2 separate regions of the Homo sapiens genome follow, and region 1 is linked to region 2. Evidence: chromatin loops called from intact Hi-C (ENCODE). Cell type or tissue: PC-3. All regions are shown on one strand. Each heading gives the region's core, and the rest is flanking DNA. Links, peaks and the distances in the headings are about the cores only.

The links. Peaks named below come from ENCODE experiments on the same cell type or tissue, not always from the same donor. Only the 100,000 strongest peaks of a DNase experiment are listed, where the experiment ranks them.
Region 1: it touches region 2 in a loop (4-fold over the local background); 10 of 110 quality-filtered maps call a loop at or near these places.

Annotation. Positions count from the first base shown.
Region 1 is chr4:40,252,662-40,258,043 of GRCh38, reverse strand. No RefSeq gene overlaps it. Among named protein-coding and RNA genes, the nearest start is that of LINC02265, 52 kb to the left of the region's middle. RefSeq lists an enhancer at 1-12. In PC-3, for the core only: no CTCF peak of the experiment used is centred there; a DNase peak (open chromatin) is centred at 2,223; H3K27ac peaks cover 4,149 bases.
Region 2 is chr4:40,188,921-40,194,302 of GRCh38, reverse strand. It overlaps a transcript of N4BP2 not described here and a transcript of RHOH not described here. Among named protein-coding and RNA genes, the nearest start is that of RHOH, 5.4 kb to the left of the region's middle. RefSeq lists enhancers at 266-405, 926-1,285 and a silencer at 4,053-4,102. In PC-3, for the core only: no CTCF peak of the experiment used is centred there; a DNase peak (open chromatin) is centred at 2,612; H3K4me3 peaks cover 1,736 bases; H3K27ac peaks cover 3,139 bases.

The DNA of each region.
Region 1 (5,382 bases), core at 289-5,288, 64 kb before region 2:
AAAAAAAAACAAAACTCTCTGGACTTTACATCTGTCATACTAAGATTTTTCTTTCCAGGATTGGGATGTTCCCTATAAGCCCTCCCAGTTTATGTAACCAAGGAGTTAGAATGTGCAACCCAATAGGTGGGCCCATTATTGGAAGGGTGGTAGTCAGGAGGCCAGGCTGGGGGCCAGGTTGCCGGGACTGAATCCTGACTCTACCACATGCCAGTGTCTTACCTTGAGTAAGTTTCCTCATCTGTAAAGGGTGGATGAAAATTCTACTTTTATCTTGGGTGCTTACAATAAGTAAATAAATTAATATATGTAAAGTACATAGTGCTGGATATATCTGAGGTTATTACTATGAGTCTAAGCAAGGCTATTTATATATGTGTATGTATATATCTATTTGTGTGTGTGTATATATATATATGCATGTGTGCATGCACACATACACACACACACACACCCCTTAGAAGCCCATGGATACAATTAACAAACATGGTTACAGGTTCCTTGGAAAAATCTAGGCTAACACACTGCCATTACACAGTGTAGGAGTATGTATATTCGTTAACATACTGATACTGAAAGCTGTTCACAATATAATAAATGAAAAAAGTAGATTGCAAATCAGATTGCACCATACGAACCTATTTTTGTAAAAATACACACATATGTGGATAAGAAAAAGTCTGGAATGGTAGAGACAAAAAAAGATGTAACAGTAGCTATTGAAGTGTTTTTTATTATCATTTTGTTTCATTGCTTCTAATCTTTTCACCAATGAATGTGCAATATCTGTGGGTTTTCTTAGGATAGACATAGAAAGACATCAATATAAAGAATCTCTTTCCGTTATGATTTCTTTCACTTGTGCCAACCAGGCTAGATTGCAGATTTTCCTGAGGAGCATTTGGGGAAAGGGGTGGGAGAGTATCTCTGGGGTGCCCCTGAACACACAAAGCCCCAGCCTGAGTTGTTCAGGACACACAGCTCTAGCAGTTGAGCTTATTGCTAATAAGCCAGGCAGTGCCTCTGGCTGGCTGGCGTGTCCTGTGTCTTCCTGTTCTCTACTCACTGGTTTCATGTGCTAGCCTTTGTCTCTGACATTTTCTTTCTTTTTTTTTTTCTTGAGATGGAGTCTCTCTCTGTCACCCAGGATGGAGTGCAGTGGTATGATCTTGGCTCGCTGCAACCTCTCCCTCCTGGGTTCAAGTGATTCTCCTCCCTCAGCCTCCCAAGTAGCTGGGACTACAGGTGCCTGCCACCACGCCCAGCTAACTTTTGTATTTTTAGTAGAGACGGGGTTTCACTATGTTGGCCAGGCTGGTCTGGAAATCCTGACCTCAGGTGATCTGCTCGCTTCAGCCTCCCAAAACGCTGGGATTACAGGCATGAGCCACCACACCCAGCAGCCTTTAAACTTCCATCACAGAAACCTGAAACGAATAGGCAGAGTCCAAAGCTCCATGTTAGAGGCTGGAAGTTCTGAGGCCTGCAGGAACAAGTGAGAGCCCTTGGGAGCCAAAGCCTGGCCCTCAAGTCCCGACTTGCCCAAAGCCATCTGTGTGTCTTGGGCAAAGAGGAGAGTCAGTTTCTTCATCTGTAAGATGATAGGATTGGGCTAAATCCTCCCTGAGGTCCCCTTCAACTCCAAAAAATGGGAGTCCAGTAAATAACAGAGAAGCCGGGGAAAATGTTCTGCCATGTTGATTTAGGTTTGAGCTCAATGAAAGGATCTACACTAACAAGAGATTAAAAAAAAATTGTATGGGTTTGCATGCAGTATCCAGAGAAGTAAGGTAAATACAGTTTGAGGCCTGGATTTATGGATTATTTCCTTCTTTCTGACTTTTCCATTTGTTAAACAGAGATAGCATCAATATCTGTTTACTCAATGAATGCCTAGCAGACAACCACACAGTAAGTGGGTTCAGTTAAAAAAATATGCTCTGACAATAAGGGTGAAAATAGTGACAGCCAAGGCTTGGATGGAAGACCTCACTTCTGGTCAGTGAGTGCATGTGTGTGGCCTGGATGAGCCATGTCACCCTCCTGGACCTCATCTCTTACACTAACACCTCACAGGGTCATCCAGAGCATCAGATGAAAGCATCATCGAATGGAAAAAAGGGAGTTTGGAGCAAGAGATCTAAGTACAAATCCTGATTCTGCCAAGCATTAGTTACATGGTCACAGATGAGTCATTTAGCATTCCTGAACCTTAGCTTCCTTGCCTGCAAAATGAGTCAAGTAATAATAACCCACAGCATTGCTGTGATGTCATAGGAGACAGTGTACACAAAGTACTTTATAACCTCTAGAGTGCTGACCAAATGCTGGCAATTGTTATAATAAGACAAGGAAAAGCACTTTGGAAAATTTTAAAGTACTAAATGAATTAATGTGTGGAGTTGATGACTGTGAGGATTGATTCACTTAAGAAATGTGGTTCAGCATTACTATGGGCACAGCACTGTTTGATGCTAGAGCAATCAAAGTTGGGTGAGAGAGGTACCCCCGGGCTGCAGACAGAAGCGATGAAGAGGAGGAAGAGAAAGGGGAGAGGGAGGAGATGTATTTGAGAAGTACACATGTGCAGTGATTTACCTAGGGCTGTCTGAAAACTTTTTAAAAAAATATCTTCAGTCCAACACCTCAGTAAGTCAATTCCCCAAGACAACAGATCTACGATGCAACAACTGCCCTTGGGTTAGCTCTGGTGACTCACTTGTAAATTGCACCCATATCTGTTTCAATTAGTGTAAAAGTTCTACAGACAGACTGTGCCGCCTTATTATGTTCTATTTAAACAAGGCTACAAAGGACGTTCAACTGCATCAATAGTTGGGCTCCAGCAAGCTGCAGCCTCGCTGCTTCTCAACCCTGTGCTGCCACAAGCACACATGCTCAGCCTGCAGATTCTTGGAATCTCTCCTCAGGGCCCTGCAGGCGAGGTCTTCACTCTGAGTCCTATGTAGGCCCTGAGTTCTAGTCATTTCCTTCCTTTTGTGCAGAATCCATTAGAAACCGCTTGCCTGTGTAACCCCCCAGCACCACCCTGGTTCTATGAATCATGCCAATTTTCTGTTCTGCTCTATTTGATAATCCATCCCCTCAAACTGCCCCAATTCAGTCATTCCCAGCAGGCAGACAGATGGATTAGAATCCCCAATGAAGGCAGTCACTGCTGGAGGGTGCTGTGCAATATTGAACACTCATCATGGTAAAAAGCATGTGTGTCCCTCGCAGGGCAATAGGGAAAAACCTAAGCCTGCTTTCTTTTACAAAGAGGTTGTTTGTGTTAAAACCAGATCACTGATGTGGTCTGTCAACATCATTCGGGCCTCTGCTCTATCAGGCCTCCCTATCCTACCAAAATGCTAAATATCCTCTCTCCCTTTTCCTAATTTATTTTCTTAATAGCACCGAACATCCATCTACATTGTTCATTGTTCTTTTTTTTTTTTTTGAGACAGAGTCTCTTTCTGTCGCCCAGGCTGGAGTGCAGTTGCATGATCTCGGCTCACTGAAACCTCCGCTTCCTGGATTCAAGCGATTCTCGTGCCTCAGCTTCCCAAGTGGCTGGGACTACAAGCGCCCACCACCATGCCTGGCTAATTTTTTGTATTTTAGTAGAGACAGGGTTTCACTGTGTTAGCCAGGATGGTCTCGATCTCCTGACCTCATGATCCACCCGCCTCGGCCTCCCAAAGTGCTGGGATTACAGGCGTGAGCCACTGCACCCAGCTACATTGATCTTATCTGTTTATTTTATAACTACTGTTCACACCCCTATCCCTAATTAAATCCTTAAACTCTATGAAAGCGGGAACTTTGGCTATTGCACAGCTTGACACTAAGGCCAAGGTGCAATGATAGAAACACAAGTAAATAATTAGGAAACAACACGGCAAGTCCAGCTATGGAGAGATGCTCTGTGAGTCACTGAGTCCTCCACTTTCTCTGAATAAACCCCGTAAAGAACCTAAAGAACTCAGTACATTCTGAGTAAATAAACAAGTGAATGGAGATGTCTTCACATACGATAAGGGACTGAGCCTCTGTTGATCCCTTCTGTGAGATATTGAAAGTTACCTATTTGTGCTAAGAAACAATACTAGAAAGAATTCAAGTACAGCAAACATGGGTTGAAAAGCAAGTGTATGAAAAGCGAACAAGTAAAAACCCCAGGTTCCTCTCTTCTTAGGAAGTTTACAGAAAAGAGCAGCAAAGAGTAGGACGAGTGAGGTGGTCTGGGTCTACCACCAATTTGTGGGCTTAGGCAGGTCAGGCAATGGTCTCAATACCTGTGTCTTCATCCATAAACAGTAGAATCCTGCCAGCTCTGAGGTGTATAACAGTAGAATGACATAGCTGCCATTTATTGTACTAGACATAGTGTAGCCTTTACCCACATTAGCTCCTTTAATGCTCACTATGTTATTTTCTCCATTTTACAGATGAGGAAACTGACACACAAAGAGGTTAGTTAACTTACACAAGGCTGTAGAGCCTAGTGAGTGGCAGAGCTGAGATTCAAGTTCAGACAGTTTTGCTTTAGAACCCAAACTTTAAATTTTTTTAATTAATTATATCATACACACAAAAGAATACATAAAATATATCTGGATATTTTGAAGAATAAATAATAGGAAAAAATCAATGAACACTCAAGTGCCTATGTCCCAAACTTAAAAATAGAACATTACCAATACCTGTGACACCCCGGGACCAGAAGAGGTAATCACTTACTTTAATGATTTCTGTGTTTAAAACAATTTTTTTTTTTTTGAGACGAAGTCTCGCTCTATCTCCAGGCTAGAGTGCACTGGCGCGATCTCAGCTCACTGCAACCTCCCCCTCCCTGGTTCAAGCAATTCTCCTGCCTCAGCCTCCTGAGTAGCTGGGACTACAGGCATGCGCCACCACGCCCAGCTGATTTTTGTATTTTTAGTAGAGACAGGGTTTCACCATGTTGGCCAGGATGGTCTCCATCTCTTGACCTCGTGATCCGCCTGCCTCAGCCTCCCAAAGTGCTGGGATTACAGGCGTGAGCCATCACACTTGGCAGAAAACCATTTTTAACCCTAACACTATTATGTTTTGCTTGCATTTGAACTTCATATAAGTGAAATCATACTCCATATATTATTTTACTACTTGCTTTTTTCTTTCAACATTGTCTATGCTCGTTCATATTGATATGTATAGCTAAAATGTATTCTTTTTTATTGCTGCATAATATTCCATGGGTGAATACACCATTTTTTAGCCATTCTCTGTTGATGCCATTGGGTCATTTCTAGTTTTTGCTATTATCTACAATGCTACTAATAACATTTTCGTATATGTCTCCCAGAAAATCTATGCCAACATATCTCTAGAGCATGA
Region 2 (5,382 bases), core at 329-5,328:
GAGGCAAGATCATACCACTGCACTCCAGCCTGGGCAACAGAGTGAGACGTCAGCCTAAAAAATAATAATAATAATAATAATAAAGAAAAATGACTTCAGATATGCTTCAGAAAATTCAGGATAAAAAGTTTCTCTCATCCAAGTTTCTAAAAGATTTAAAGAGGCAAAGAGTTCAAAATTGGTTGCCCCTCCAACAGGAGATCCAGTGTCCTTTAAGGGGGACAATGTCTCCCCTTCAGAAAGCAGAGGAGTCAGACAAGGACAGCTGCCTGTATGGACAGATCCCCTCCATCTCCTAAGTAGAAGGGGAGATGAGGCTCTGCCCTTTGGGAAACAAAGCAAGAAACGCCACCAGCATGATTTATAACGAGCTCCAGGCCTCAGGCCTTGTACCATTTTCTGCACGAAAGTGGAGACGTACTCCAGAGTCAGGATGGACTGGGTGTGTCCCACCCCATCCTGGAAAGGACTAGGAAGGGCATTGTCATACCTGGCTGCGAGACCCCTGTCCCTTTCACCCCCTGGCTGACCACCCTTCTGCTTCTGAAGAACTGGTTTTCTGTGCCTGGAATTGCCAGTTTTAGATGATCTGGTACAGTCCAGCGTTGGGCTTCCTCCTGCTCCTGACCTACACGCCTCTAATCTTCACACAGTTTAATCTCAGAGAGGATTTTCTTAGGGGGAGGGGACAGGGGGTTGCCATCTAATTTTCTTCCTTCCTTGAAAATGTCTTTTTGGTGTTTCTCTCTTTCTCTCTCCCCACTCCCCTCCTCCCCCACCCCGCCCCTCCTCTCCTCTCTCTCTCTCTCTCTCTCTCTCTCTCGCTCTCATTCTTTTAACAGACTTTTAACCGACAGGGGTAGTGGTGAGGGGAGGAAGCAAACGCTGAAAATACATGCAAACATTCACAGACATACACGCACCCAAGCCCCAGGGCGTGTCCCTTCTGACGCTGTGCAGTCTGTCCTTGGGATGGGGTTGGGAGAAATCCTGGGGACTTCAGAGTGGCAGGAGGAGGGAAACCATGGGTCCACAGTTCGTAACTGGGAATCAGAGCCCCCCTCTGAGCCATCTTCCAGGAAGCCATCTGTAGCCACCACCCACCTCCATTGCAAGCCCAGTGAGGTGCCCTCCCAAGGGCTCCATAGCACGTCGTGTTAACACGGCCAGAGCACTCACCAAATGGCCCTGCAGTGTTCACTTCAGAGGTCCCAGGGCTCAGGGTCCAGCCTTGCCCACTCAGAAATCCAAGGTACTGAACAACCACTTTCTGACCAATAAATAGATTGATTCTCCCATCTCACAGCCTCACAGCTGCCCTTTATGGTAAACACTTTAAACCCTATTTTAACAGCCAAGGAAACAGAGACTTCAGCTGGTTAAATGATTTGCATAAGACCCTATGGCCTAAGAAAACCAGAACCAAGATTCACCCCATTCATCTGTCCTGGCTGTCACTCCCGCTGCCTCCCCACAGAGAGAACTGAACCACCGTGGGCAACGAGGAGCAGCCAGAGCCCCAAGGCCCATTTTCTTGGCCCTAAACATGCCCCCTCCAGGATTCCCTGTGCAAACGGTCCCCTTCAGGTCAAGGTGAAAAAGCAAAGACTTACTTTCTCAAAACCACCTTCATCAGAAATGTTCTCTGATATGGCAAAAGAACAGCTTACTTTAATATTCTCCTGTGAACAAAGACCTCTTTTATTGAGGTTTTTTAAATAATATGACAACTACTTGTGTACCCTGAACTCATGCATAAGTACTATGTTTGCTCATTGCAAAGGTGTTGTGCCACTTACGCCAGCGAAAACTCTTAATGACAATTGTAATTGTATGAATAGTAAATCTTAGAAACCTTGAGACTTGAGTCATCTACTAAATTATTTCAACGCTGGGTTAGTAAGATGCCTTTCCCTCCCCCTTGCTATTAGCATATTAACAGAAATGATGTAGATTCAGTGGGTAGCTTTTAATGTTTACACAGACCCTCATTTATGCCACCTAATAAAATATTTCAGTGAGTTGTGAAGATAGGTAATATGTACTAAAACCTTGTCTGAAGGCTTTGAATTTCAAACTCAGGCCATTAGTCGTATTGCAATTATTCTCACCCAGCTCCCCACTGGATGATGAACAACTGTATTAAAACAAAATATCCTTTCTTTCTGATTGAGAGATTTCATGATGGGAACTATAAAATGTTAAGAGAATGATCTTAATTCTGATGTAACTTTTAGTGTAAAAATACATTCATATAAAATACTTTTTAAATGCTGAATATTGAAATAGCTTCAAAATGCCACAGGCTAGAAATCTCATGGGTGATTTCCTCTTTATGCATTTTAATTCATTATTAAAAAAAAAAAACCAGCCTCCCTAACCAGGTAATAGCATTTGAAACATCTTCTAGCTTCCCTCTTATTGCCATAACCATAAAAACATCATTTCCCCTGCTGTTATTCTCATCATTTATTTTCTCTTTAAATATGTTAATGTATCATAACATATTGCTTTTTGTTTCAGTGAATATTCGGTTCTCAGGATTCTCAGCTGCCATGTTTATTCTGGTTTGTTTGCCCTGGATTACTGTATTGATCTAGCAAACATTCACATCCTGGTTCGTTTTATTGCAGAGCCATAATTCATAAGAAGACAGAGTCTTGTTGCGGAAGATGATAGCACCCAAAGTAATAATTCAAGCTGTGGCTCTAAAGTTATGATACAACTTTTTCTAAAAAGTCTGTCAGAGCAGAGCAAATGTAGTCAAATGACCGTTTCCCTTCAAAGCAGTCCCTCGATAGTTGATGCGCTTTTGCAACATCACAGACATGAGTCAAAGTGCATTTAGACCCTTTTTACAATATCCTTGAGAGACAGCTTAATAAACTACAAAACAAAACCAGTATCTGCATTCTGTTCACAACTTGTTTTTGACTCAAAATAGTATATGGCTTTTTAACCCACCTTATTCACTGGATGTAGCTCCGAATGGCTGTCTCCTAAAATCAAATCCACTCTAAAAGGAAAAAGATTTTGCAATCATTGACAAAGTTTTTAAAGATTGTGCGGCAGGCTCTGAGAGTGAGTCCAGAGGAGGAGTTTAAAATGTAGTGTTAGTAAGAGCAGTATCTTTGGGTCAAGGGCCCGAGCTCCTAGGGAATGACTGCAAAGCACAGGACATGCACAGTGATGTAGAAATTCATCAGCGTGAAGAGTGAAGAAGAAGGTGATCACTGCTTCTTCTCAAACTCATGTCTTACTCGTTGCATTGATAGGGATCTTCAGTTTGAGCACAAACATCACAGGGTAACTGCAACCCAGCACATCTGCTCACAGCGGGCGTTGCAAACATTTCAGTTGTAAGGCAGGGCAGACCGAGTGTTAATTTGCCATCTTTTCAAAGTAACAGATCTCCTCACTGTTCTGGAGGGAACAGGTTGAAGCTTAAACTGAAAGGCAATCTGAAATTTTGGAGAAAGTATACATTTGGATTCAGACAAAGCAAGATTCGAATCCCGGCTCCACTTATTACTAAGGATGAGGCCCCGATCTACCCAACTGCAAAACAGGTATAATATCTAGCTTGGAAGAGTTCTATTTAAAAAAAAAAAAAAAAAACCTGACTCATGCTTGGAATACAGTGAATGCTCAATACACAGTGGCTGTTATTAGCCACTCCTCTTTTGGATTTTTGCTTTCTGGAGTTTTTTTCCCCCTCCATCCGTACCCCCTCTTTAAATAACAACTGTTGAATTGAAAAATTTGAGAAGCTTTGGCAGGGCCCAAATTCACGTGGAATAAAGTCACAGAAACTCACACATCACTCAGAGGATTCTAATGTCATGTGTTTATTGTCACAATGAGTTAAAAGGACACAGAAAATTTAAAATCAAATTGTTAATGACATTTTATTCCTTATGCATAATCTGAGCAATGCAGAATCTTCAGAGGTGCCTCCTGAAGCCATCTGGTTGCCCCGTTACAAATGCCCTAAGATAAATGAGAATTTATCCTTTCATTCAACAAATATTTACTGAACACTTGCTATAATACTTATTGAGCACTCGGCTAGGTGCCAGGGAGACAGCAGCGAACAACAAGAACAGAAATAGCCTGCTCGCCTGAGTTTATATCTACGTATTAGGAAGACAAGCAATGAATATGAAACTCTAGTAGTAGAATATGTTACAGTGAGCTAATTACTAAGAAGAAAAGCAAAGTAAGGAAGGGGGATAGAAAACTTGGAGGGTGCATATTTAAAAAGGATGGTCAGGAAAGTCCTTCATAGAAAGACGAAAAATGTAAAGTCTTTTAAAAAATATCCTAAAGCCATTTTAATGTTCAATGGTCTTATTTTATGTTTGTGTGTGTGTGTGTGTGTATGTGTCTGTGTGTGTGTGTGTGTTTGAGACAGACTCTCCCCTCTCCCCATGTCGCCCAGGCTGGAGTGCAGCAGCACAATCTCTGCTCACTGCAACCTCCACCTCCCGGGTTCAAGCGATTCTCCTGCCTCAGCCTCCTAAGTAGCTGGGATTACAGGGGCCTACCACCATGCCCAGCTAATTTTTGTATTTTTAGTAGAGATGGGGTTTCAGCATGTAGGCCAGACTGGTCTCAAACTCCTGACCTTAGGTGATCTGCCCCCCTCAGCCTCCCAGAGTGCTGGGATTACAGGCGTGAGCCACCGCGCCTCGCCATAATGTTCAATGGTCTTTATCATCGGCGTAAATCCGTAGGTTTAATGATCATCAGGTATCACCAAGTCCTGGCTCCTCCTTGCTGATGCACAGTCCGCTTCCTATTCTGCCCATACCTGCGAGCGGGAGAAGCTGATCACGCAGCTTTACTCGGGGGCCAAGTTGGTGCTCATCTCTCAGCCCCATTCCTCCACTTCACTGCTCAGTCCTCCACCCTTCTGAGTCCTTTCTGAGTCTCTTCTCTGAATCTTTGAAAGTCTTTTCCATCACAGACTGCCATGGAGAGAGAACTATAACCAGAGCCAAGTACCTAGTGGAAAATTCCAGGGTTGTAGGGTTGTAGGAGCTTTTTCAAGACGCAGCACCACCATGCTGCTTTCTTCTTCAGCTTGTTATTCTCTGCTCCCTTGATGGTGTTTTGTTTTGTTTTGTTTTGTTTTGTTTTGTTTTGTTTTGTGTTTGAGACAGAGTCCCGCTCTGGCGCCAGGCTGGAGTGCAGTGGCGCAATCGTGGCTCACTGCAACCTCCCCCTCCCAGGTTCAAGCGATTCTCTTGCCTCAGCCTCCTGAGTAGCTGGAATTAAAGGCACACACCACCATGCCCGGCTAATTTTTTGTATTTTTAGTAGAGACGGGGTTTTGCCATATTGGCCAGGCTGGTCTCAAACTCCTGACCTCAGGTGATC